2 separate regions of the Homo sapiens genome follow, and region 1 is linked to region 2. The links are chromatin loops, found by intact Hi-C in ENCODE. Cell type or tissue: heart left ventricle. All regions are shown on one strand. Each heading gives the region's core, and the rest is flanking DNA. Links, peaks and the distances in the headings are about the cores only. Region 1 has its middle 39 kb from the start of DHRS7. Region 2 has its middle 8.4 kb from the start of LINC02322.

Region 1 (12,399 bases), core at 1,360-9,359, 110 kb after region 2:
CTGACCCAGGCACAGTGGCTCATGCCTGTAATCCTATCACTTTGGGAGGCTGAGGCAGGAAGATCATTTGAGCTCAGGAGTTTAAAACCAGCTTGAGAATTATAGCAATACCTCCATCTCTACCCCCCAAAAAAAAAAAAAAAAAAAATTAGCTAGGCATGATGGCATGCACCTGTTGCTTGTGAGGCTGAGTGGGGAGGATAGCTGGAGCCCAGGAGTTCGAGATTGCAGATTGCAGTGAGCCATGATGACATTACTGCACTCTACCCTGGGCAACAAAGTGAGACCCTCTCTCAAAAAAAGAAAAAAAAATCTAATGAAGCTAAGCAGGAAAGCTGGAAGGAAGAGATAATGGATGACTGATATGGTTTGGCTGTGTCCACACCCAAATTTCATCTTGAATTGTAGCTCCCATAATTCCCACATGTTGTGGGAGGGACCCTGTGGGAGATCATTGAATCATGGGGGTGGTTTCCCCCACACTGTTCTCCTGGTAGTGAATAACTCTTACAAGATCTCATGATTTTATAAGGGATTTACCCTTTCGCTTGGCTCTCATTATTCTCTCTTGCCTGCTGCCATGTGAGACGTGACTGCTCCTCTTTGCCTTCCACTGTGATTGTGAGGCCTCCCCAGCCTTGTGGAACTGTGAGTCCATTAAACTTCTTTTTCTTCATAAATTACCCAGTCTCGGGTATGTCTTTATCAGCAGCATGAAGACAGACTATTACAATGACAAATGGGATGTTCGAATTTATGATTTGTTTTAAAAATGTCTGTTCATGCCCTTTGCCTGCCTTTTAATGGAATTATTTGTATTTTTTGTTGTTGAGTTGTTTGAGTTCCTTGTAAATTCTGGATGTTAGTCCCCTGTCAGATGCATAGTTTTCAAATATTTTCTCCCATTCTGCAAGTTGTCTGTTCACTTTGTTGATTATTTCTTTTGCTGTGCAGAAGAAACTTAAACTTTTTAGTGTAAGTCCCATCTGCCTATTTTTGTTTTTGTTGCCTGTGCTTTTGAGGTCTTAGTCATGAATTCTTTGACTAGACTAATGTCCAGAAGAGTTTCCTGTAGTTATTCTTCTAATATTATTAAAGTTTCAGGTCTTACATTTAAGTTTTTAACCTATCTTGAGCTGATTTTTTTTTATTTGGTGAGAGATGGGGGTCCAATTTCATTCTTCTACATACTGGAATCCAATTTTACCAGCACCATTTAGTGAAAAGGATGTTCTTTTCCCAGTGTACATTCTTGCCACCATTATCTTCAGTGAAACAAGTAAGACACAGAATAATAAATATCACCTGCTCTCACTCATATGTGGGAGCTAAATAATGTTTACACATGGACTTAGAGTGTGGAATGATAGACAGTGGAGACTCAGAAGAGAAACGCAGTGGGAGGAAGATGAATAATGAGAAATTCCCTAATGGGTACAATTTATGTGAATTGGGTGATGGATACCTAAAGGCCCTGACTTCACCACTATGCAATCTATGCATGTAACAATATTGCACTTGTGGTCCATAAATTTAACAAAAAAATGCCTTTGGGTTGTAATGTGATGAATTTTTGGGGGTGAAAAGCACAAGGGGGTGACCATGGCCATGGGTAGCTGTGCAGGAATGGAGATCATCAGGAATTAGGAGGGTAGGTAACTGAGATGCAAGGCTAATGGATGAAATTCAAGGGTAATAGCAGGAGCCATGTAGAGAAGATGGCTGTCAGTCAGGCTCTTCAGTGAATTTGAGTAGGAAGCAAAAGGGAGATCGGCAATTTGTTATTCCATGGTGGGTGGGGCGTGGTGTAGTCCATACAGTGCAAGCCTAAAAGGAGAAGAGGTTTTTATGAGAAAATGGAATGAGGAGGAATGTCTGAAAGTGGCTCTGGAGAACAACAAACAGAACAGTTCTACTTCTCAACCCTGAGGGGTATGGTGCTTATTAGATTTCAAAGCTCTTCGTGCTGAGAGAATACCACTTTCCTTTCTACACATGAAGTACACTGTGATTATAGCTCTCATGTGTGGGTGGGTATAACCCTGAAACTTTGCATACACAACACTGAGAAATACAATCAAACTGGAAAATATATTTTAAAATTTGTATTTTCCAAATATAGGGAAATGTATAGATTCTTGCTTTTAGAGACTACATGAAGAATTTCCCACATTTTTCAGTTTTCAGCTACCTCTTTGGTATCCTTATTTTCCCGAATTTAGGCCTTCTTACTCTATGGAAAGATATTGAGATACAATTTATTTGCTTCAAATTCTATCAACAGAGTAATTTTTGGTCCAGTGGCCTGTACTGCTATTTATTTTTCCACTGCTTTCTATACTTACATGAACACCTGGTAAGTGTCAGGCACTATGTTAGGCACAGATGCAGTAGTTAACAAGACCTATCCCCTCCCTTTAAGGAGCCTAATCTAATGGGGAAGATAATGTAGATTATCATTAGATACCTCATTCATTTATTTGTCCACTCTGGCATTGACTTATCCATTCATCCATCCATCCATCCATCCATCCATCCATCCATCCATCCTTCAGCAAACATTTATTAGGCACTCAACTTGGGCATAGCATTACCTTAGCAACCTTGACCACTGTGCATTTGTGGAGATCCATGACCCATAATTACGGGTCTGATCAGTAAAAATAAATCTGGAATTCCTTAAGGTAAAAAGCACATTTTACTAATACTTGCTATTGGATAAAGGGCATATGGATGGTCACAAAAAATACTCTAACAGTCAGTATAATGTGTCTAAAAGCTTGGACTTTGAAGTCAGATCAACTTGAATTCAAATTCTGGTTCTATCACTTTTTAGCTGTTTGCCTTCAGGCAAGTTTAATCTCCAGGCTCCTTAGTTTTCTCAACTGTAGAATGGAAATGATACTTATCTCATAGAAGTGTTGAAATTGAGCAAGATAATATCTATATAGCTTAGAAAATAAGTGCCTATTAAGTGACATGATGCCGTCAAAAAATTATTAAGGCAAATAGAAACAGACAAGACTATATGGCCACACTCCATCACCTCTTTCTTTTTTGGGTCAAATTTGGTAATAACCACTTTGAAAAGAAAGGACATGAAAACACACACACACACATACACGCAAGCACACACACACATGTGTGCACACACACAAGTGTGACACAAGAATCTGGACAGTGGAGAGCCCTGATAGCCCAAGGGTTCCATGTAACTTCTGTGACACGAGACCTTTTCCACTTTAGCAGGGAATGAGCTGTTCACAGCACCGGCGGTAAAATCCAGTTATCTAACAGAATTAGGTTTACGCTGGCAAGATGCTTTACCTGGGGCTGAGAAAGCCACTGGTTCAGATCCAGCAGTGTCAGAATTTTGCCACATTTCTATTGGTGGGGGCTTTGGCATAAACCATCAAGGCTCCCACCTGATAATGATAACAATGAGTGAGAGGTCATTAATTCTAGCAGGTTAACTAATACATTAACTTCTCCTAGAGAAGAGGGTTTCAACTTGCCTGCACCTTGGAATTGCTATGGAGCTGTTAAAAAGGAATGATTCCAGGTCCCACACCCAGAGATTCTGATTTAATTGGTGTGGGATTCTGTCTGAGCATGGGGATTTTTAAAAACTGCTCTAGTGATTCTAATGAGCAGCTAGGGTTGAGAAACCCTGCCCTAGAGCCTAAGGTCCCATTTCAAGTCATAGGGAAGTTCCCATCTATATTGCGTAAAGCCAATGGTTCCTATGCACACACGAATTCATTCTCTCTCTCTCTCACACACACACTCATACACATACACTCTAGCCACTTTCTAATCTTTGAAACCTCACTGAGAAACAAGAGTGATAAGGTGAGTAGATACTAAGACAGTTTTAATTAGAAAATAGTTGAAGGAAGAAATACTTCAGAGAGTTTGTAGGCAACAGAGAAGACATTCAAAGAAAGAAGTAATATAGGTCTCATTTGCCAATGGATTTCCAGCAACTGGGATGAGGGGAATGAAGGAAGGAAAGGGAAGAAGCAAGAGAAAAGAGAAACAGGGGAAGGGGAGAGAGAGAGAGAGAACAAGAACACAAAGATGCGCAGATTTGGAGCGTCAATGGGGGTTGGAGGAGGTTTAAGAAAGTCCCTGACAGGAATTCTGTGGAAAGTCCACAGAATATAAGCACAAGGTCAGCTGAGGAAGAGAAAAGACTCAGTCGATGCTGGGCACGTATTTTATTGAGTTCCCATCAGTTGAATTTGTGCTTTCTTCAGCAGCGACACCCCAACCTTGTCATGGATGACCATGACCCCAGTTTGGGAGATTTGAAAGACCCTCCTGCCCTGACTCGGCACATTTTCTATTTCTTTCTTTCTTTTTATTTCTTCTCCTATTGATCTTCCAATAGTCACTATGGCCCGATTCTCAGTGCAGCCTGCAGTCTACGAACTAAGTGTAATGTGTTCTAATCTGCTCGGACGTTGTGCTCTGCTCTTTGACTGGTGCCAATAGATCTGCCCTGATGTCATGCACGTGGTCTTGGTTGGGCTTCTTATAATCTCAGCTCTCATGTATTAATTCTGGCAGGGAACAATATGTGCTGAGGAAGAAAAATGCAGCCAAGTGGCCCCGGAAGAGATTACACCCAAACTTTGATCTTCATATATATTGTTTGGTTCAAAGGGTAGTCATTGGTCTCAGCAACTCCTTCCCAGGTACTCTCATGTGATCCTAGGTAATCAAGCCTAAAACGGTACACTTTTCTCCCTGACTCATTTTTACCAGAACAATCATAATGAAAATGTAATTATATGACAGAACACCGAGGACATAGAACTTCACTCCTTTGTTGAGGTAGTCTTTTCACATAGAATTTTCATTTGCCAGTAGCTTGATGTCTGCTACTCCTAGAAAGATTTCTTTAAGATCTAAAGATTACACGATGCCCCAAATTTGAGAACCTTTGAGCTCCCTATTGACCCGTGTTCTACCAATTGTGAAGTGGAACAAAGAACAAAGGACAAATTTAAGAGGTTTCTACAAAAGAGCTGGATACCAGCAAAAGACATGAAAAAAGATATAAACAAACTGTAGAAATAGGAAAATGTATAGTAAAATTTTATACATGTGTCATTTAGTTCCTCTTCCCTTAGGAAATTATGATACATTGGGAACAATTAATACAAGGATGATATATAATAAAAAATTATCATGACCTAAATGTTTATCAGCTTGGTTTGTTGAATAAATTATGGTACATACATATAATGGAATACTATGGACAGTAATAGATGAGATGGAATGCTACAGTTATTGTATATGTTAAGTTAAAATGCCAATTGCAGAACAGTGTGATCCAATTTGAAAAAAAATCTGGAAGAGACACACTACAATGTGGTAGGGTGACAGAATTTCTCTTCTTTGTGTCATTGATTTTTTTTTTTAGAGTAAGCATTCACTGCTTCTATAATCAGCAAAAACACTGAAACTTTTCCACCCACACCCCCATAAAACAAAAAAAAAGAAAGTATTTGTATGAGCAAGTAAGAATTTACATAAAAGGTGATACTATTTCCCTCCTCCCCCCACCACACACACATCTTTTTCCCCTGGTACTGGAATTCAAAAGTCAGTATCACTGTGGCAATGACGAATAGGCAAAGGTTTGGTAGAGCCATGATGTTCCGAGATTTTTATTAAAGAAATTCACAAGCCTGATGAGTTGAAGAAAGCCTAAAAAGCTTTCTCCTTTTATGGTGTTGTGTGTATATGTTTGCATGCCCTTAGATGCAGCTTCTCATGCATCTTTTCCAATGACTCGTGGAGACTCTGGGTCAATGTCAAGAGGGCAGACTCTTTTCATATTCCCTCTCCCTTCCTGATCCCCAGAGGAAGGCCTTCTTTTAGAATCCTTGGCTGCGCCCAGCACCAGCGCTGGGAAAACTTCAAGTAGAGGAGGCTCTACCCACATTCCCTCCACAGGACCATCTTCCTCCTCTCAGCTTCCCCTCTCACCACTCTCTGTCACCTGAGATACCCAAGCTACTCCCCATAGCCTGTTTCTGTCAGCTGTGGTCCCTCACCACACATACCTCTCACAGCCTTTCAGCCTCCAGAATAACATTGCTTTCTATTCCTGGCTCCCTGTTGAACCATGACAACTCCTATCTTGTCAGGGCAATGTTCCTGATTAAGAGGAATTAAAATCTCAAAACAGGGCAAATAATCAATACTCTGACAAGTAGTACGTCACCAGGGCTAGTCACATCTCAGAAAGAGAGTTAACCTGAAGGAATGAATCTGTAATATTGTAATTTAGCCAGGGTTACAGACTAATAAGGACAATATTTTGGGTGGGTGTATGTGTCCGTGTGGGGGTGGAGGCAGGAAGCTAATTAGCAACACAACAAGGACTAGAACTTTTGTTTCCCTGTTGCTCAATCCAGGGCTCTTCTGGCAATAGTTTGCTGCCTTTTTTTTCTCCTTTATTGGAATTTAACACTTTAAGTAGTATTGTATAATTTGAAGAAAATTTCATCCTTCAATACTTTAAAGAGGAAAAGTATTACATTGCTATAGAATGTGTGTAAAACGCTGATTTGAACAGTGTTTGTAGTCATTTTGGCATATCAAACGATTATTAAATTACAGTATCTCCAGTTTAAAGCAAAGAATCAAGATAGTATTAACCCCTGCCATACTGTTTGAGAGGCAGTGAGCTCTGAAATCAGATTGCCTGGGTTGAGTGGGCAGGCAGTCTTATTTACATGCAACGGCTAGTTTAGCCACACGCCAGCTGTGTGACCTTGGGCAAATTAACCTTGCCTCTCCATGCTTGCGTTTCCTCTTTCATAAAACATGAGCAATAAAGGTATCGATCTTACAGGGTTGCTGCTAGCATTGAATGAGTTGATGCATATAAAACATTTAGAACAGAGCCTGGCACAAAGTAAACACCCGATAGATGTCCCTTGTGCAATTAGCAGTTGATGAAATGAAAGTATAGGTCACAGCTACATATATATTTTGTTGGATGCTCAAGTCAGCAAAAAATATGTTAAACATACCAGTGAGAATAGTCAGGAAAACTTAAAAAGAACAATGATAAAATGAAGACTTGCATTTCCAGGCATTACTATCTTTTATACCACCTATCAGTACAATCAGTGAAATAAAATGAGACTGTAGTAACAGTAAACAGAACAATGGAACAGAATAGAAACCTCTAAAAGCAACCCCAAACACACACATGAATTTAGTACTAGCAAGATTGACATTTGAAATTTGGGAAGAAAAATTGAGCCACCCAATAAATAGTAGTAAGACAAATGGTGAGACATTTGGAAAAGTCATCAAATCTGTTTTTTATAATTTATACCAAACTAAGTTACAGGCGGATAAAGGTTAAATGTAAAAACAAAATAAAAATATGAAAGGATGAAAAGTAAGGATAGAGTATAAAGATAACTATAATCAGCTATCAAGGAAAGGAAAGACTTCACTTAAAAATAAAGGAGAAGCCATAAAGAAACAGCTAAATAGACTTTAATATGTACAATTATTAAAATTCTGTATATTAAAAAATTAAAGAACGGGGGAAAAGTTGAATATGGGGTCAAGAGCATTACTTGATAAAGCTCATTTATAAATCAGTTAGAAAATATGATGCCCACTGAAACAGAGAAATGGGTAAAGGACATGAAAGGTAAATTCCCAAAAGATACTAAATGACCAAAATAAAATAAGAAATTTCAGTTAGATTAATATTTGAAGGAATGCAGTTCCCTTAAAATGAGATACTATATCTCTTTTAATGAATTTACAACTTTTAGTAAATTATAATCCCCAGTATTTGTGAGAGTTTGGGGAATGGATATTTTCAAGTACTGTTAATAGGAGTGTATTTTGCTACAACATTTCTTCAGAGTATTTTAGTGGTGTGTCAAAAGTCTTAAAAATGCTTATAGCCTTTGACTAGTAATTCCACTTCTTAAAATTTGTCAGAGGGAAATAATTGGGAATGTAGCCAAAGGCTTATCTTTAAAGATACTGAACATTTCTCATAGTAGGAAAAAACAGAACAAAACAAAGGATTGGATAAATAGATTGGATTTTCCATATGAAGGAATAATATACAGTCACTAAAAACAATGTGTTTGGCAGGGAGTGGTGGCTCATGCCTGTAATCCCTGCACTTTGGACTTTGGGGAGGCCAAAGCAGGAGGAGAGCTTTAGGCCAGGAGTTCAAGACCAACCTAGGCAACACAGTGAGACCCCCATCTCTACCAAAAAAAAAAAAAAAAAAAAGAAAGTCAGACATGGTGGTGCACACACGTAGTCTCAGATACTTGGGAGGCTGAGGCAGAAGGATTTCTTAAGCCCAGGAGTTTGATGCTAGAGTGAGCCGTGGTCATGCCAATGCACTCCAGCCTGGGTGGCAGTGCTAGACGCTGCCTCTAAAAAAAAAGTTTGTTTAATAACATGGAAAACTTAACAGAATATACGATGTTAAAAAAAAACTGGCTTATAAAACAGTTCAATACCAACATTTTAAAATATGAATTCTTAAAGGGATGAAAAAATATGTTTCAAAGTCTTAGCAGCTGCTTATTTCTAAGTGGTGAAATTGAGGATTATTTTGATTTTCTTCTTTTTCTCTTTTTTTTTTTTTTACAGAGGGCATGTATTATCATTTTAGTTAAAATTTTAATTGAGACAATTATAGATTTACATGTAATTGTAAAAAATAATAGAGAGATCTCTGTACCCATTATCTGGGTTCCCCCAATGGTTATATCTTGCAAAACTATACTATGATATCACAACCAAGATATTGGCATTGATACAATCTGTAGATCTTATTCAGATTTCCCAAGTTTTGCTTGTACTCATTTGCATATGGGTGTGTGTTTAGTTCTATACAATTTTATCACATCTGTAGGTTTGGTTATTCACCAGCATAAGCAAGATACGGAGCAGTTCCTTTACCATAAGAAAGATCTCTCCTGTTACCTTTATACCCTCACCTACATTCCACTTTTTTAAATTTTTAATTTTTATGGATACATATTAATAGAAGTTATATGTATTTATGGGGTACATGAGATATTTTGCAACAGGCATACAATGCATAATAATCACCTCAGGGTAAATGGAATATCCATCACCAAACACTTATCATTTCTTTGTGCTACAATCATTCTAATTATATCCTTTTAGTTATTTAAACATGTACAGTAAATTATTGTTGACTGTAATCACTCTGTTGTGTTATCAAATAGTAGCTCTTATTCATTCCATCTAACTATATTTTTATACTCATTAACCATCCTGACTTTCCCCACCGCCCACAATCGTTCCCAGCCTCTAGTAACCATCATTCTACTCTCTATCTCCATGGGTTCAGGTGTTTTAATTTTTAACTCCTACAAATGAGAGATAACATGTGAAGTTTGTCTTTCTGCGCCTGGCTTATTTCACTTAACATAATTACCTCCAGTTCCATCCATGTTGTTGCAAATGACAGGATCTCATTATTTTTTATGGCTGAATAGTACTCCATTGTGTATATGTACCATATTTTCTTTATCTGTACGCCTGTTATTGAACACTTAGATTGCTTCCAAATCTTGGCTATTGTGAATAGTGCTGCAATAGACATGGAAGTTTATTTCTTCAGACGTTTCTTCAATATACTGATTTCCTTTCTTGTGGATGTATACCTAGCAGTGGGATTGCTGAATCACATGGTAGTTCTGTGAGTTATTGAGGAAACACCGTACTGTTCTCCATAGTGGTTATACTAATTTACATTGCCACCAACAGTGTATGAGGGTTCCTTTTTCCCCACATCCTCCCCAGCATTCATTATTGCCTGTATTTTGGATAAAAGCCACCTTTTAACTGGGGCGAGATGATACCTCATTGTAGTTTTGATTTACATTTCTCTGATGATCAATAATGTTGAGCATTTTTCATATACCTGTTTGCCATTTGTATGCCTTCTTTTGAGAAATGTCTTTTCGAGCTTTTGCGTATTTTTATCACTTTTAGATTATTACAACATTTTTTCCTATTGAGGTGTTTGAACTCCTTACATAATCTGGGTATTAATCCTTTGCGAAATGAAGGGATAAATATTTGTTTGCAGATATTTCATCCCATTCTGTGGGTTGTCTCTTTGTTGATTGTTTTCTTTGCTATGCAAAAGCTTTTTAACTTGATGTGATCCCATTTGTCCATTTTTGCTTTGGTTGCCTGGGCTGGTGGGATATTACTCAAGAAATCTTTGCCAAGACCAATGTCCTGGAGAGTTTCCCTGAAATTCTCTTTTAGTAGTTTCATAGCTTGAGGTTTTAGATTTGTCTTTAATCCATTTTGATTTGATTTTTGTATATGACAAGAGACAGGAGTCTATTTTCCTTCTTCTGCATAAGGATATCCAGTTTCCCAGCACCATTTATTTATTTTTAGTAGAGGCAGGGTTTCACCATGTTGGCCAGGCTGGTCACAAACTCCTGACCTCAGGTGATCCTCCCGCCTTGGCCTCCCAAAGTGCTGGGATTACAGGCGTAAGCCACCATGCCCAGCCTAGATGATTTCTTACTGCTCATTAACATCCTCTTCTTTCAGATTGAAGAACTGTTAGCATTTCTTATAGGATAGGTCTAGTGTTCATGAAATCCCTCAGCTTTTGTTTGTCTCAGAAAGTCTTTATTTCTCCTTCATGTTCAAAGAATACTTTTACTGGATATACTATTCTAAAATAAAATATTTTTCCCTTGAGAACTTTAAATTTGTCATGCCATGCCATTCTCTCCTGGCCTGTAGGGTTCCCACTGAGAAGTCTGCTGTCACACATATTGGAGCTCCTTTGTATGTTATTGTTTCTTTTCTCTTGCTGTTTTTGGGATTCTTTCTTTATTGTTGGCTTTTGGGAGTTTGATTATTAAATGTCTTGAGGTAGTCTTATTTGGGTCAAATCTTCTTGGTGTTCTATAACATTATTGTACTTGAATATTGATATATTTCCCTAGGTTTGGAAAGTTCTCTGTTACTATCCTTTTGTATGGACTTTCTACCCCTTTCTCTCTCTCTACCTCCCCTTTCAAGCCAATAACTCTTAGATTTGCCCTTTTGAGGCTATTTTCTAGATCTCGTAAGCACGCTTCATTCTCTGTTATTCCTTTTTCTTTTGTCTCCTCTGACTGTGTATTTTGTTTCTTTTTTTTTTCCTTTAAACTTATTTTTGAGATGAGATCTTGCTCTGCCACCTAGGATAGAGAGCAATGGTACAATCATAGCTCACTGTAACCTCAAACTCCTAGACCCAAATGATCCTCCCACTTCAGCCTCCCAAGTAGCTAGAACTATGAGCATGTGTTGCAATACTCAGATAATTTTTAAATGTTTTTGTAAAGGTGGGGCCTCACTATGCTGCCCAGGCTGATCTCAAACTTCTGGCCTCAAGCAATACTCTTGCCTTGGCCTCCCAAAGAATTGGGATTACAGGCATGAGCCACTGTGCCTGGCCTGACTGTGTATTTTCAAGTACCCCATCTTCCAGTTCACCAATTATTTCTTCAGTTTGATCAATTCTGTTGAGAGACTCTGATGTATTCTTCAATATGTCAATTGCATTTTTTAGCTCCAGAATTTCTGCCTGACCTTTAAATTTCATTTCAATGTCTTTGTTAAATGTATGTGATAGGATTCTGAATTCCTTCTCTGTGTTATTTTGAATTTTTTGAGCTCCCTCAAAACAGCTATTTTGAATTCTCTATCTGAAAGATCACATATCTCTGTCACTCTAGGATTGGTCATTGGTGCCTTATTTAGTTCATCTGGTGAGGTCATGTCTTCCTGGATGGTCTTTATGCTTCTTGATGTTTGTCAATGTTTGGGCATTGAGAAGTTAGGCATTTATTATAGTCTTCACAGTCTGGGCTTGATCGTACCTGTTCTTGGAAAGGCTCTCCAAGTATTCAAAGGGAATTGACTACTGTGATGTAAGTCTTTGGTCACTGCAACTGTATCTGCATTAGGGGCCCCCACCAAGCCCAGTAAAGTTGTGACTCTTGCAGTGTTATAGAGGTACTGCCTTGGTGGTCTTGGGTTAGAGCTGAGAGAATTCCCCAGATTACTAGGCAGAGACTCTTGCTCTTTTCCCTTACTTTCCCCCAAACAAATGGAGTCTCTCTCTGTGTCTGTGCTGAGCTTCCTGGAGCTAGGAGAGGGGTGACACAAGCCCCCTGTGACCACTGCCACTGGGACCATATTGGGTCAGATCTGAAGCCAGCATAGCACTAGGTCTTACCCAACACCTGCAGCATCCACTGCCTGGCTGCTGCCGATGTTCACTCAGGGCTTACGAGCTCTTCAATCAGCAGGTGGTGAGTCCAGCCAGGTATGTGT
Region 2 (12,399 bases), core at 1,551-9,550:
TGGAGAAGTGGAAGGGGAGCTGCTATACACTTTTAAGTGATCAGATCTAATGAGAATTCACTCACTATCAGAAGAACAGCACCAAGGGGGAAATCTGCCCCCATAATCCAATCACCTCCCACCAGGCCCTACCTCCAACACTGAGGATTACAATTCAACATGAGATTTGGGCAGGGACACCGATCCAAATGATATCATTCTGCCCCAGCCCCTCCCAAATCTCATGTCATTCTCACATTGCAAAATACAATCATCCCTTCCCGACAGTCCCCAAAGTCTTAACTCATTCTAGCATTAACTAAAATTTCCAAAGTCCAAAGTCTCACCTAAGACAAGGCTAGCCCTTCTGCCTATGAGCCTATAAAATCAAAAACAAGTTAGTTACTTCCAGAATACAATGGGGTATAGGTATTGGGTAAATACTCCCATTCAAAAAGGGAGAAATTGGCCAAAACAAGGCCCCATGCAAGTATAAAACCCAGCAGGGCAGTCATTAAACCTTAAAGCAACAAAATAATCTCCTTTGACTCCATGTCCCATATCCAGGACACACTGGTACAGGGGGTGGGCTCCCAAAGCTTTGGGCTTTGCAGGGTTCAGCCCCCATGGCTGCTCTCACAGGCTGGTGTTGACTGCCAGAGACTTTTTAGGCTGAGGGTGCAAGTTGTCAGTGGCTCTATCATTGTGGGGTCTGGAGGAGGGTGGCCCTCTTCTCAAAGTTCCACTAGGCAGTGCCCTCAGTGGAGACTCTGTGTGGGGGCATGAACCCCACATTTCCCCTCCACACTGCCCTAGTTGAGGTTCTCCATGAGGACTCCACCCCTGCAGCAGGCTTCTATCTGGACATCAAGGCTTTCCCATACATCCTCTGAAATCTAGGTGGAGGCTCTCAAGCCTCAACTCTTGCATTCTGTGCACCTGCAGGGTTAACACCATGTGGAAGCCACCAAGGCTTATGGCTTGCACCCTCTGAAGCAGTGGCCTGAGCTGTACCTGGGCCCCTTTTAGCCATGGCTACAGCTGAAGTGGCTGGGATGCAGGGAGCAGTGTACTGAGGCTGTGCAGAGCAGCAGAGTCCTGGTTGTGGCCAGGGCTTGTGATGGGAGAGGCTGTTGAGAAGTTATTTGAAATGCCTTCAAGGCCTTTCCCCCATAGTCTTGGCTATCATCACTTGGATCCTCATTACTTACACAAATTTCTGCAGCCTGCTTGAATTCTTCCCCTGAAAATGGGCTTTTCTTTTCTACCACATGGCTGGGCTGCAAATTTTTTTTTTAAACTTTTAGGCTCTGTTTCATCTTTAAATATAAGTTCCAGTTTTAGGTCATTTATTTCCTCACACATATGACAGCATAGGCTGTTAAAAGCAGCAAGGCTACATCTTGAATGCTTTGCTGGTTAGACATTTCTTTAGCCAGGTACCCTAAATCACGACTCACAAGTCCAAAGTTCCACAGATCCTTAGGCCAGGGGCACAATGCCTCCAAGTTCTTTGCTAATGCATAACAAAAGTGATCTTTACTGTAGTTCCCAATAAGTTCTTCATCTGCATCTGAAGCCTCCTCAGCCTGGGCTTCATTGTCCATATCACTACCAGCATTTCAGTCATAACAATTCAACAAGTCTCTAGGAATTTCCAAACTTTTCATCATCTTCCTGTCTTCTTCTGAGCCCTCCACACTCTTCCAATCTCTGCCCACTCCCCAGTTCCAAAATCCCTTCTGCATTTTTGGGTATCTTTATAGCAGTACCCCACTCTCAGTACCAATTTTCTGCATTAGTCTGTTCTTGCATCACTATAAAGAAATACCTGAGACTGGGTAATTTATAAAGATAAGAGGTTTAATTGGCTCATGCTCCTGCAGGCTCTACAGGAAGCATAGCAGCTTCTGCTTCTGGGAAGCCTCAGGAAGCTTACAATCATGGCAGAAAGTGGAGGGGAAGCAGGCACGTCTTAACATGGCCAGACAAGTAGGGGGGCCAGGGAGGTGCTACACAGTTTTAAACAACCAGATCTCATGAGAACTTACTCATTGTCAGGAGAAGCAAGAGGGAAATTAGCACCAAGAGGGAAATCTGCTCCGAGATCCAATCACCTCCCACCAGGTCCCACCTCCAACACTGGGGATTACAAGGGATCAACATGAGATTTGGGCTAGGACACAGATCCAAACCATACCATGTCTATATCTGCACTGTTCAGTATGAGAGCTGCAAGCCACATGTGGCTACTGAGCACCTGAAGTACAAGTAGTGCAACTGAGGAATTAAACTTTATTTTTTTTGAGACAGAGTCTCGCTCTGTTGCCCAGGCTGGAGTGCAGTAGCACAATCTCGGCTCACTGCAAGCTCTGCCTCCCAGGTTCACGCCATTCTCCTGCATCAGCCTCCCAAGTAGCTGGGGCTACAGGCGCCCGCCACCACAACTGGCTAATTTTTGTATTTTTAGTAGAGACAGGGTTTCACCTTGTTAGCCAGGATGATCTCGATTTCCTGACCTCGTGATCTGTCCGCCTTGGCCTCCCAAAGTGCTGGGATTACAGGCATGAGCCACCGTGCCCGGCCTAAACTTCTAATTTTATCTGATGTTCATTCATTTTAATTATAATTTAAATAGCCACAGTGCAGTCCTGAGAGATCAGATTATTTTCCAAGTACAAAATATACTAATTTCACTTCAAAATTAAAAGGAGTAACTGAAGAAGTCTAGTTTAAGGGATAGTGGACATCATGACTTCTGTTTTCTAGTGCCCTCAGTTATTGTCTCTGGAGTAAATTCTTGGAGTGTTCTGGTATGTTTTCAGACATAATACAGATCAGAGGACCCAACTGAAGAAGCAAAACACAGATTGACTTGAGGATGCCTCAAGAGCTTTTATTTTGATCATCACAGTTCATCTGGTGCTGTTATGGGAAGATGGACAAAGAGATCTTTGAGATCAGGAAAAACACAGATCAAAAAAAGAAAACCAAGGTAAGGAGCAGAAGGTGGGAGTGCAAGACTGGGGTGGGATAGAGGGAGATTAAAAGTACTTGCTCTATAACATCCTTCCGTTTCCTAGTCCTCTCAAATCCCCTCTGAGCCAGTCTCCCACACCCAGCTGTATTTGGCCTGCCTTCATCCCTTCTTTCCTCCCTCATTCAAGCCTATAATTACGGACACCAGGTGCATTGCTTCCACTCTTCTCTTGTGACTTTATCATTCACCAAGCTGTGAATGGTAATTTGCCAACCTCCATCGAAGTTTCTTTTTAAAAGCAGGATATGCTTGGTGTAATGTTACATCACTAAGAAGCCTGAGACAATAGAAAAGGAAATGGAATTTACCTAAGGAACAAAAGTGTCTGCAGCTCACTTCTCTGCAGCCCTAGATTACAGTGTAGAATTGGTTGCAGGGCTCTGGGGGAACAGAGGCCGTGCCCAGAACAGGGAAGGGGCTTCCTGCAGAAGCAGCCCATGGGGTAGGTGTTTAGTAGCCATAAGTGGGGCTTATATATTATATGCCAAATAGAGATTAGGGTAAGGAAGCAAAAGACTGTAATTCATCCATTCAACAGATTGTAACTGGGGACCATGGAGTGGTTAAGGCAGACTTTCTGGGTTCAAATCCTGCCTTAACCAGTTAGTGATGGCACACCCTTGGGCAGGTCATGCACCTTCTCTGAGCCTCAGTTTTTCATCTAAGTAATGCTGATGACAATGATGATGCCTACATCATGGTGTTATTTTGAAGATTTAAATGAGATGCTACACGGGAAGCACTTAGTGTGGTACCTAGCATGGGGTAAACACAGAGTGCCAGCCATGTGGTAGTATTAGTTTTATTTCCTTTGCTTAGCCCTATGCAAAGTGGCTGTGGGAGAGAGTAGCCACGTTCTTCTGGGCATATTCCTCTAAGCCTGTTATGTTCTAAGTCTTGAAAAGAATGATGCACCTGAGGCTGGTTTTACATGTCTCTTGTGTCTACGGGCCTCCATGCAAGTCTCTAGCCTTCAGAACATGCACTGAAAAAGACTGCTTCCTCCTTTCTCATCCTTACCAAGCTCAGGAAACCTACTGGCCTGAATTGAGAGGTTAGAAGGGCCCCTCCGGTGAATTAAAAGGGACGAAAAGGGAGTCATTAGTAAATAACTTTCATCTTGGATGACAGAGAGATGAACAAATTACGTGGTGACTCTAACACAGGGAGCCCTAAGCTCTGTGTGTTCAGGTGGGCACAGAAGTCAGCCAGAGCAGCAACAAATCCCAAGTTCCCCTGGCAGGGGAGGGTGTCCTGTCCTTTTGAGGTCAATGCATTTTCTAAGCAGCCAAGTCTGGAGTATTTAGCAACCCTGTTTTAGAAATCAAGTTTCCCTGCCACCCCTCCCCACCAGCTCTTCTGTGGCCTCCACTGGCTTTGAAGATTTGGTGGGAATGCTAGTTCCCTGGCCATGTTCCTTTCTCTCTCAGAGAAGGGGCTCAAGCCAAGAATTAGGAATAAAGTGGAGTGGCAATGTGGGGCCCCTGGGAAGGAGAGGGGCCGTGAAGGAGGATCAGATGCCTTCCCTCAGATAAGGAGTATGATGCTCAGCCACAAGCCCCTTCCCTGACCAGCCTCTGCAGTGGCTGAAAACAGCACCCCTCCTCCATTAACAAAATAAACAATCAGCCATGGTTTGCAAGTTAGAAGTTAAACCAAATTTAGTCACAAGGATACAATTCATATTCACATCCTTTGAAGTGAACTCTCCTGGCCAGTAGGAAGCAATTCCTGAGGACGGCCACCTCTGTCTAGCTCCTGCCTCCATCAGGGCTCTAAGCAGCATTGCTGGTGGGCCTGGTGGGCTGGTGGGCTGGCTTCTGTGCTCCTTAAAGGCTGAGAACCTGCCTGGATATATTTCAAAGGTGATTTTTCAAAAGTCATGGTGATCTTTTTTGCAGTGAAAAGATTAACTGGCCAATTGGACGTTGAGACCCAAATGAACTTTAGGAGCAGTGTCTGGTGTGCTGCATGAAATATTCCTTGCTATTCATTCAACTTGACTCACACGTATCTGGGGGGAATCACAATGTCTAAGAACAGAGGGTCACCCTGCCTGCAAAGCAGTGGGCGGGGGCCTCAACATGAGCCCCCCTGCTGCTCACAGTAATCACAAGGCCAGCTCTATAGGGGCTGGGGACAAAGAAAACAAAGCCATTTGCTGTTCAGGAAAAAGCTCAAGCAACCACTGTGGTTTATGGCTTTGAAGAAGTTGAAGGTGCCAGAAAGAAGCCAGCAAGAGTTCATCTGAATCCACAAATCCCAAGACTGCCATGTGAATCGGGCCCTGTTAAAGTATGGTGCCAGCTGGTTTTGCTGACACACCAAAGGACTGAGGGCACTGGAGATGTGAAACCACTCAAAGCTTCCCCAAGTTCTTGTTCCCAGGAAGAGAGGAGGAGTCCCACGTTGCGCTTCCCAAGGCTGCTCAGGGCAGCCTTCGGGGAATAGTTAAGAACTGTTTGGAATGACAGCAGCCCCTCTGGACCTTTCCCCTGCCTTGCTCTCCCTAACTTTACAAAAGCATTTGAATCACTACAGACTGGCTGTGCCATTTGCCAACGCTTCTTGATTCAGCATAACTGGGTGGGACTCAAGAATATGCCTGGGAGGCTCTGGGATGGGGGTTTATCTTCTGTCTCCATAGTAACAACTATCACTTACTGCGCACTCACTGTGTAACAGGCCCTGAGTTAAGCAATTGACCTGCATGTTTAACTCAGGTGGGAACTAACATTCCACATCTGCTTGCTCTGCCATTCTTCCACCCTGCCGTTCATTCTCTGGCTTGTCTCCTAGCTGTACAGCATCTATCACCATTCCTCAATGACATGACAGAAATCAAGTCTTTCCCATATCTTTATCTCCTAAAAAGATTAGCTCAGGGACTCGTGTGTACTGTTGAAAATGTTAAGTAAAATCTTCCACTTTTGTACTGGATGTGGGATACCGAGCACCTGCCACACTCACAGCCTCTTTTGGTGGCCTGGATGGATGATCTTGCTTTATCCCACATGACCTTGCTGCCCTATGTCACAGGTTGGCACCTGAGTCTAAGGTAGCCGTCTCACTGGCTGGCCCAACAAGCACACTTGCTAATGGATGTTGACTAGCCAGCTGATCAGATCTCATCTCTTGGGGAATTTGGTTAAAGATCCATGGAGGGAATCCATCAGTTGGTGGCAGCAAAATAGTAGAATTAAGTCACAAACACAGTGGAATCTTGAAAGTGAGCAGCAACAGATGCCCACGTGTAAGAGACTAGGCTGTTATATCCTTGAATGATATAACCCCAAGGCTTTCTTTGTCTAGCTAAAATTACATACAATATTCAGAAACACATTTATTCTTCTAACCATCATCCGAATGTATAAGTACTGTAAAATAGTTTGAGAACAAAACCAAAATGAAAAACAGCCAAACTGCTAGTTCTTAGTTGAGCCCATTGTTTTGAAATTCAGGATAAGACCAAGCACTCTCCATGGCCTGAATCCTCCTTCTCCCCAACCCCTCTTCCTTATCTACCTCCATCCTCCATGGTCCCCATTGCTGAGTGTGGAATGGGATCTCTGATGACTATATCTTTTTATTTTTATTCTTATTGTTTCTTAAGACAGGGTCATGCTTTGTCACCCAGGCTGGAGTGCGGTGGCACAATCATAGCTCACTATAACCTTGACTTCCTGGGCTCAAGTGATCCTCCTGCCTTAGCCTCCTGAATAGCTGTGGCTACAGGTGTGCATCACCATGCCTGGCTAATTTTTTAAATTATCATTTTTGTAGAGATGGGGATCACTATGTTGCCTAGGCTGGCCTCAAACTCTTGGCCTCAAGTGATCCTCCCACCTTGGTCTCCCAGAGTGCTGGGATTACAGGCATGAGCCACTGTGCCTGGCCCACAATGTCTAGACTGTAATCCCCTGTTTTGTTTTCTAGATGGGCTGTTGGCTGAGAAATCAAGGTCTTTTTGGAGAAGTTGTATCTCTAGTTGCTTGGAGAGGAGCATGTGGTCTGTCTACTACTATGCAGTGCCAAACGATAGATACGTTCCAATATGTAAGTATTTTTTTTTTACTCCTACTAATTTTTTTCCAAAATATCTTTTTCTATTCTCACTATAGTTTACTTATCCCAAGTTAATGGGAAGTTGAGTATACTCAGTGAATCCACATATATTCATATATAGCTATGTAAGATGGAAACGTGTTTACCTGACAGGCATTGTCAACAAATGTGACATGACAATGAACAATAATGACTATATTCTAAAAAATAAGTCTTAGGTTCAGCTTATAACATGAACAGCCTGTATAAAATTTTCCTTTTCCAAATCATTGCAGATTTGAGGACATCCATCCAGGGTGCAGTTAGAAAAAATAAAATGTCATTGAGCTTCTAAAATTATATGTTTATATAAATGTTGCCTGGAAGACACAGTGGTTCCTAAAAGTTTCTGATCACAGATTGGTGCCTTCTGGAGGGCAGCCTTCAGAAATCCCTGGTGGTCCCAGGTGGGCTAGGACTTAAAGGTGTGGTGTTGTTGAGAAACAAGGGACTTTTGATGCCACTCGGGATGGAGTATCAGGGACCAGATTAACTCTTCCACATGAAGCAACTAAGGAAACACACAAATTCTATGAAACACAGGTTTTCAAGACATTGCACAATCAGGCAGCGAGGCACAGGGATGCCTTTGAGAAAGGAAGTGTAAGCCTGATGAGCGCTTTGCTTTCCTGCCTGGGGAGATGTTCCAGGCGACAACGGCACAGCGGGAGGGAAACAGATAAAGCCTAGTGGTTTGTTGAACAGAGAGACTTGTGGGTCCAGGGAAGGCAAGGCCACTCAAGTTCTCAAAACAGAGTCCCTGAGAAAGCTGAAGAGGGAAAGAGCTGTGGAAATCTGCAGAGGTTCCTCCAAGTCTTCAGCTGAGTTCCGATCAGTATCACAGGAAACTACTTAAGCCTGGGATAGAACCACCCAATGCCGGGTAATGATGGAAACATGCTTCAAGTGACTTCGGTTTAACTGGGGGAATTTAAACAGTATCACTCTCTATTTGGTGAGGAAAGAAGACCAGTTAATGATAAAACTCTCTTTTGCACTGGCTGCTAGAAAGACTGAAGCCAAACGAAGCTCGCGTGACATGCATTTTCTATTCCACCCTTATTTCAGGCTTAATCTTACTTTTGCTATCCTTGCTTCCCTTAATTCTAGTCCTCTCTCTTAACAAAATTACTAGATTGTATATATTTGAAAAGTACTTTCTAGAATAAGGTGTAAACAAAGAGTAAAATCAGGACTCGTTTTAGGAAGAGAAATTCCAGTTTTGACTTTGGAAAAGCCAATGAGATAAAGATTAGGAATGGAAATTTGTCTAAACCTCTCAGAATTGATGAAAAATAGTAAAAATCTACAAGATGTAAAAAATAGGATAAAATGCCTACCAGGAGAGGAAGATTAATGTTCTCTCGGAGATAAAATGCTTTCAGTAGTACATTACCAACATCCGCGCTATTCTCCAGGGCTCATTGCCCAGACTCAAAGCCAAAGACAGAGTGGGGTAGACGGAGACAGGAAATTAGGATGGGTGAAGCTCAGAGATGGAGTAGGAGTCAGAATGGGAAGGCAGTGATAAACATTATTAGTGATAAACAAAATTATCTGGAATGAGGACCAACATCAGGTTGAGGTTCAGGATAGGGGAAGCCCGGGATGAGTGAAAATATGTTAGGCACATTTGTTAATTTTCAAAAAGCTAAAAGTGGGCAGGGCATGGTGGCTCACATCTGTAATTCCAGCACTTTGGGAGGCTGAGGCTGAGGCAGGGGGATCACTCGGGCTCAGGAGTTTGACATCAGCCTAGGCAACATTGACCCCATCTCTACAAAAAATAACAAAAATTAGCCAGCGGTGGTGGCACATGCCTGTAGTGCTAGCTACCTGGGAGACTGAGGTGGGAGGATCATTTGAGCCCAGGAGGTCGAGGCTGCAGTGGGCAGAGACCATGCCACTGCACTCCAGCCTGGTTGACACAGCAAGACCTTGTCTCGAAAAACAAAACAAAATAAAAAACCCAAAAATCTAAACTTTGGAGAGAAAAGGGAAAGCCCTTCTTTATAGTAGAATATGGAAAGAATGGAGTCAGAAAATAAACTGATGCTAAAACTGGTGGGTAAGAGTTTAATGAAGAAGGCTATTTACACAGTCTTGAATAATCTCCCCATTAATTACATGTTAATTGTAAAGAGAAAAACATTGACTTCACAGTGGAGAGAACCGGTAGGCATCACCTTAACTGAGGGAGCAAAGATAACATCACCAGTAATGGGACAAATAGATAACATGTGCCTCCCGATGTAATGTATTAAGGATGTGACGTCAGTTCTATTGGGTTCCTGCCAATGCTGCATAATCTGAAACTAATCAGAGAAAGCACTAGACAAACCCCAACTGAGAGATATGCTCAGACTAACTGGCTTCTGTGCCTCAAAAATGTTAAATGTAATAAAGACAAAGGCAGGCTGAGGAACTGTTCCAGAGTAAGGAAGCCATAGAGATATTACAACAGAATACATTTGCATAATCCCAGATTGAACCGTGGAGTGGAAAAAAATAGCTACAATAAACATTTTGAGGCAATTGATGAAATTTGAACAGATTATGGATAAGGTAACAGTATTTTATCAATGTAATATTTACTGGTTGTGGTAATTACACTGTGATTTTTATGTAAGAAAACACCTTTGTTCTCAGGAAATATAAATGAAGTATTTAGGGATAAAGAAGCATAATGTTTCCAACTTCTCCAATGGTTCAGAAAATTGTACGTGTGTGTGTATGTGTGTGTGTGTGTGTGAGAGAGAGAGAGAGTATGGGAGAAAAATTTTTAAAATGAGGCAAAATTTAAAAAATTGGTAAATCTAGGCAAATGGTATTGGGAATTCACTGTACTATTCTTTCACCTTTTTTGGAGGGAGGTATAAGAAAACATTACCCAAGTTAAGTTGAATTTTTTTTGGGGGGGGGGCACAAAATAATTGTAAAAATAAGAGAGTTTAGTGTCAAGATGGCAACACCAAAGCTCATGTGCCTTTTAGGAATCTCCAGAGCCCTATCTCTTGACCAAGCTGTTTTCAGTTTCCTTGAGGAAAACTACATGCGCTATACTGAGTTAATGATTTGTGTGTTCTGCTATGCCAGTGACGCTTTTACAGAGAGAAACAGAGGCAAGAAGGGGTGAATGAACTTCGGTAGAGGTACAACAGAAGGCTTTGCGGGGCCCCAAGATTCAATAGAGCTGAAGAATTAAGATCAGAGACACAGCCTTATCTACCTGACTTGGATGTTTTTATACAAGTCATTTACCAAGAACCCCCTCCCCAGAACACCTAGCTTTGAGTGGGGCCTAGGTTAAGAGAAAGATAACTTTGCTAGCTGGTCTCAGAACTCAGCAGAACTAATGGGTTTGGAGTATCTGAGATCTGCAGGGGTTTGCAGCAAAACCAAGGCCTCTTTGACAAGCATCTGCTCTCATGTTACAGCATAAAGATGAGCTAATGCTCTTGGATTCACTGGCTTTAACACACATCCAACAGCCAGAAGCATCTAGCCTTACAGAAAAGTTGATTGGCTTATTGAAGACCAGTCCCAGGAGCACCTGTGAGGTAGTGAGGTAGGAGGTAGTAATTGACTCAGGAGGTGGGACTCGGACACAAGGCCAAATTGAGAACAAGCTAAAACAGGGACAGGGCAAAAGCAGCTTTCCATAAGACACACCCACCAGCATGTCATATCAGTTACCATTGCCATGGCAACATCGACATTACTGCCCTGTTTCATGGCAACAACCTGATGACCCAGAAGTTACCACACCTTTTCTAGAAATTTATGCATAATCTGCCCCTTAATTTGCATATAATTAAAAGTGGGTATAAATAGAACTGCCTTTGAACTGCTACTCTGGGCACACTGTCTATGGGGTAGCCCTGCTTCATAAGGAGCAGTGCCTCTGCTGCTGTACACTGCATTGCTATCTAACACCAGCTCACCCTTGAATTATTTCTTGGGTGAAGACCCAATTTTACGGCTTACCTGGCCTGCATCAGAAGTACCTTAAGAATATAGGATGCTATCTTGCAGGATTCTATTTGTGTTCTGAACCAGTGACTGAATATAGTGCTCTTTTTTCCAAAGAAGGATATGAGGGTCTAGAACTGTGCTGTCCAATATGGTAGCCACTAGCCACATGTACCTATTTGAAAACTAAAAGTTAAAAATACAGCTCCTCACATTAGCTACACTTTTAAGTGCTCAGTAGCCACATGTGGCTAATGGTTACCATATTGGATAGTATTACAGAAATTTCTGTTGGACAGTATTGGTCTAGAATCAAAGTGGTTGATCACTTGTAAAAATTTTGCTTTCCATTCTCATGACTGCTGGTTTAGAAGCTTTAGTAATCAAAAGAGGAATGCTTACACCAAGGTAAATATATCATAGTCCCACTAGGTTGGAAGTTGACACTGCCACCTATTTGGAGCACCTTCTTCCAGTGTGCAAAATGAAAGGCTGGGGTGGGGGTGTGTGTTATTATTGGCTGATGTATTAGTCAGTAAAGACTTAATTGTGCTTTGACAAGTGCCTCCCAACTTTCAGTGGTTAACAAAGGTTTATTTTTCATTCACACTATTTGTCAATCATGAATCAATAGGTGCAGCTCTGCCCATGTACTCTTCTTTCTGGGACCCAGGACAATGGAATATAGAGCAGTGCCAAGCTCATGGCAGAACCATATGATTAAAGCTGCCTCATAAAAGTCACTCACATTCAATTGGCTAGAGCAAACCACATGGCCAGCCTGATAGCAGTGGGATGGAGATGTATAATCTTCCCAAGGAACTGTCCCATAGAAGTGTCCTTTGGGGACAGCCAAGGACTATTTTGAACAAAATACCATAGCTAGGATGATTGACCCAGACCATTAAGGGGAAATCATATTGCTGATACAAATAGGGGTGTGCACACATCTAAATTTTCAGAGAATTTACCTTATCCCCCTCCCCAACCCCCACTTGCCCACAAGCTACAGCAGGTTGTCGATTAAATTCACCATTTAGTATATAAGTTGCTGAATGGCAAGATGGGACTGTGACAGGAATAGAGTAGACATCACAGAGATATACTGGACTGGGAACAGTAACTGACAACATTTTGTGTTGTCTTCCCCTGGGGATGGGCTAATGCATTTTCGAAAACTATGTTATGTGAGGCAGGGGCAATTGGGAAAGTACACGAGTGAAAAGGATGTGGATATGGATACTGGGAAACCAACGAGTTGAGTTATAGCAGACAACTTGCCAGAAATCATTACCTAGCATTCA

The links. Peaks named below come from ENCODE experiments on the same cell type or tissue, not always from the same donor. Only the 100,000 strongest peaks of a DNase experiment are listed, where the experiment ranks them.
Region 1: a loop joins it to region 2, with 2.1 times the contacts of the local background. A loop is called at or near these places in 18 of 110 quality-filtered maps.

The regions. Positions count from the first base shown.
Region 1 is chr14:60,198,684-60,211,082 of GRCh38, reverse strand. No RefSeq gene overlaps it. Among named protein-coding and RNA genes, the nearest start is that of DHRS7, 39 kb to the right of the region's middle. RefSeq lists an enhancer at 3,361-3,430. In heart left ventricle, for the core only: no CTCF peak of the experiment used is centred there; no DNase peak of the experiment used is centred there; H3K27ac peaks cover 589 bases.
Region 2 is chr14:60,308,643-60,321,041 of GRCh38, reverse strand. No RefSeq gene overlaps it. Among named protein-coding and RNA genes, the nearest start is that of LINC02322, 8.4 kb to the left of the region's middle. RefSeq lists enhancers at 1,851-2,395, 3,830-4,709, 4,710-5,589 and a silencer at 4,997-5,291. In heart left ventricle, for the core only: no CTCF peak of the experiment used is centred there; no DNase peak of the experiment used is centred there; H3K27me3 peaks cover 1,693 bases.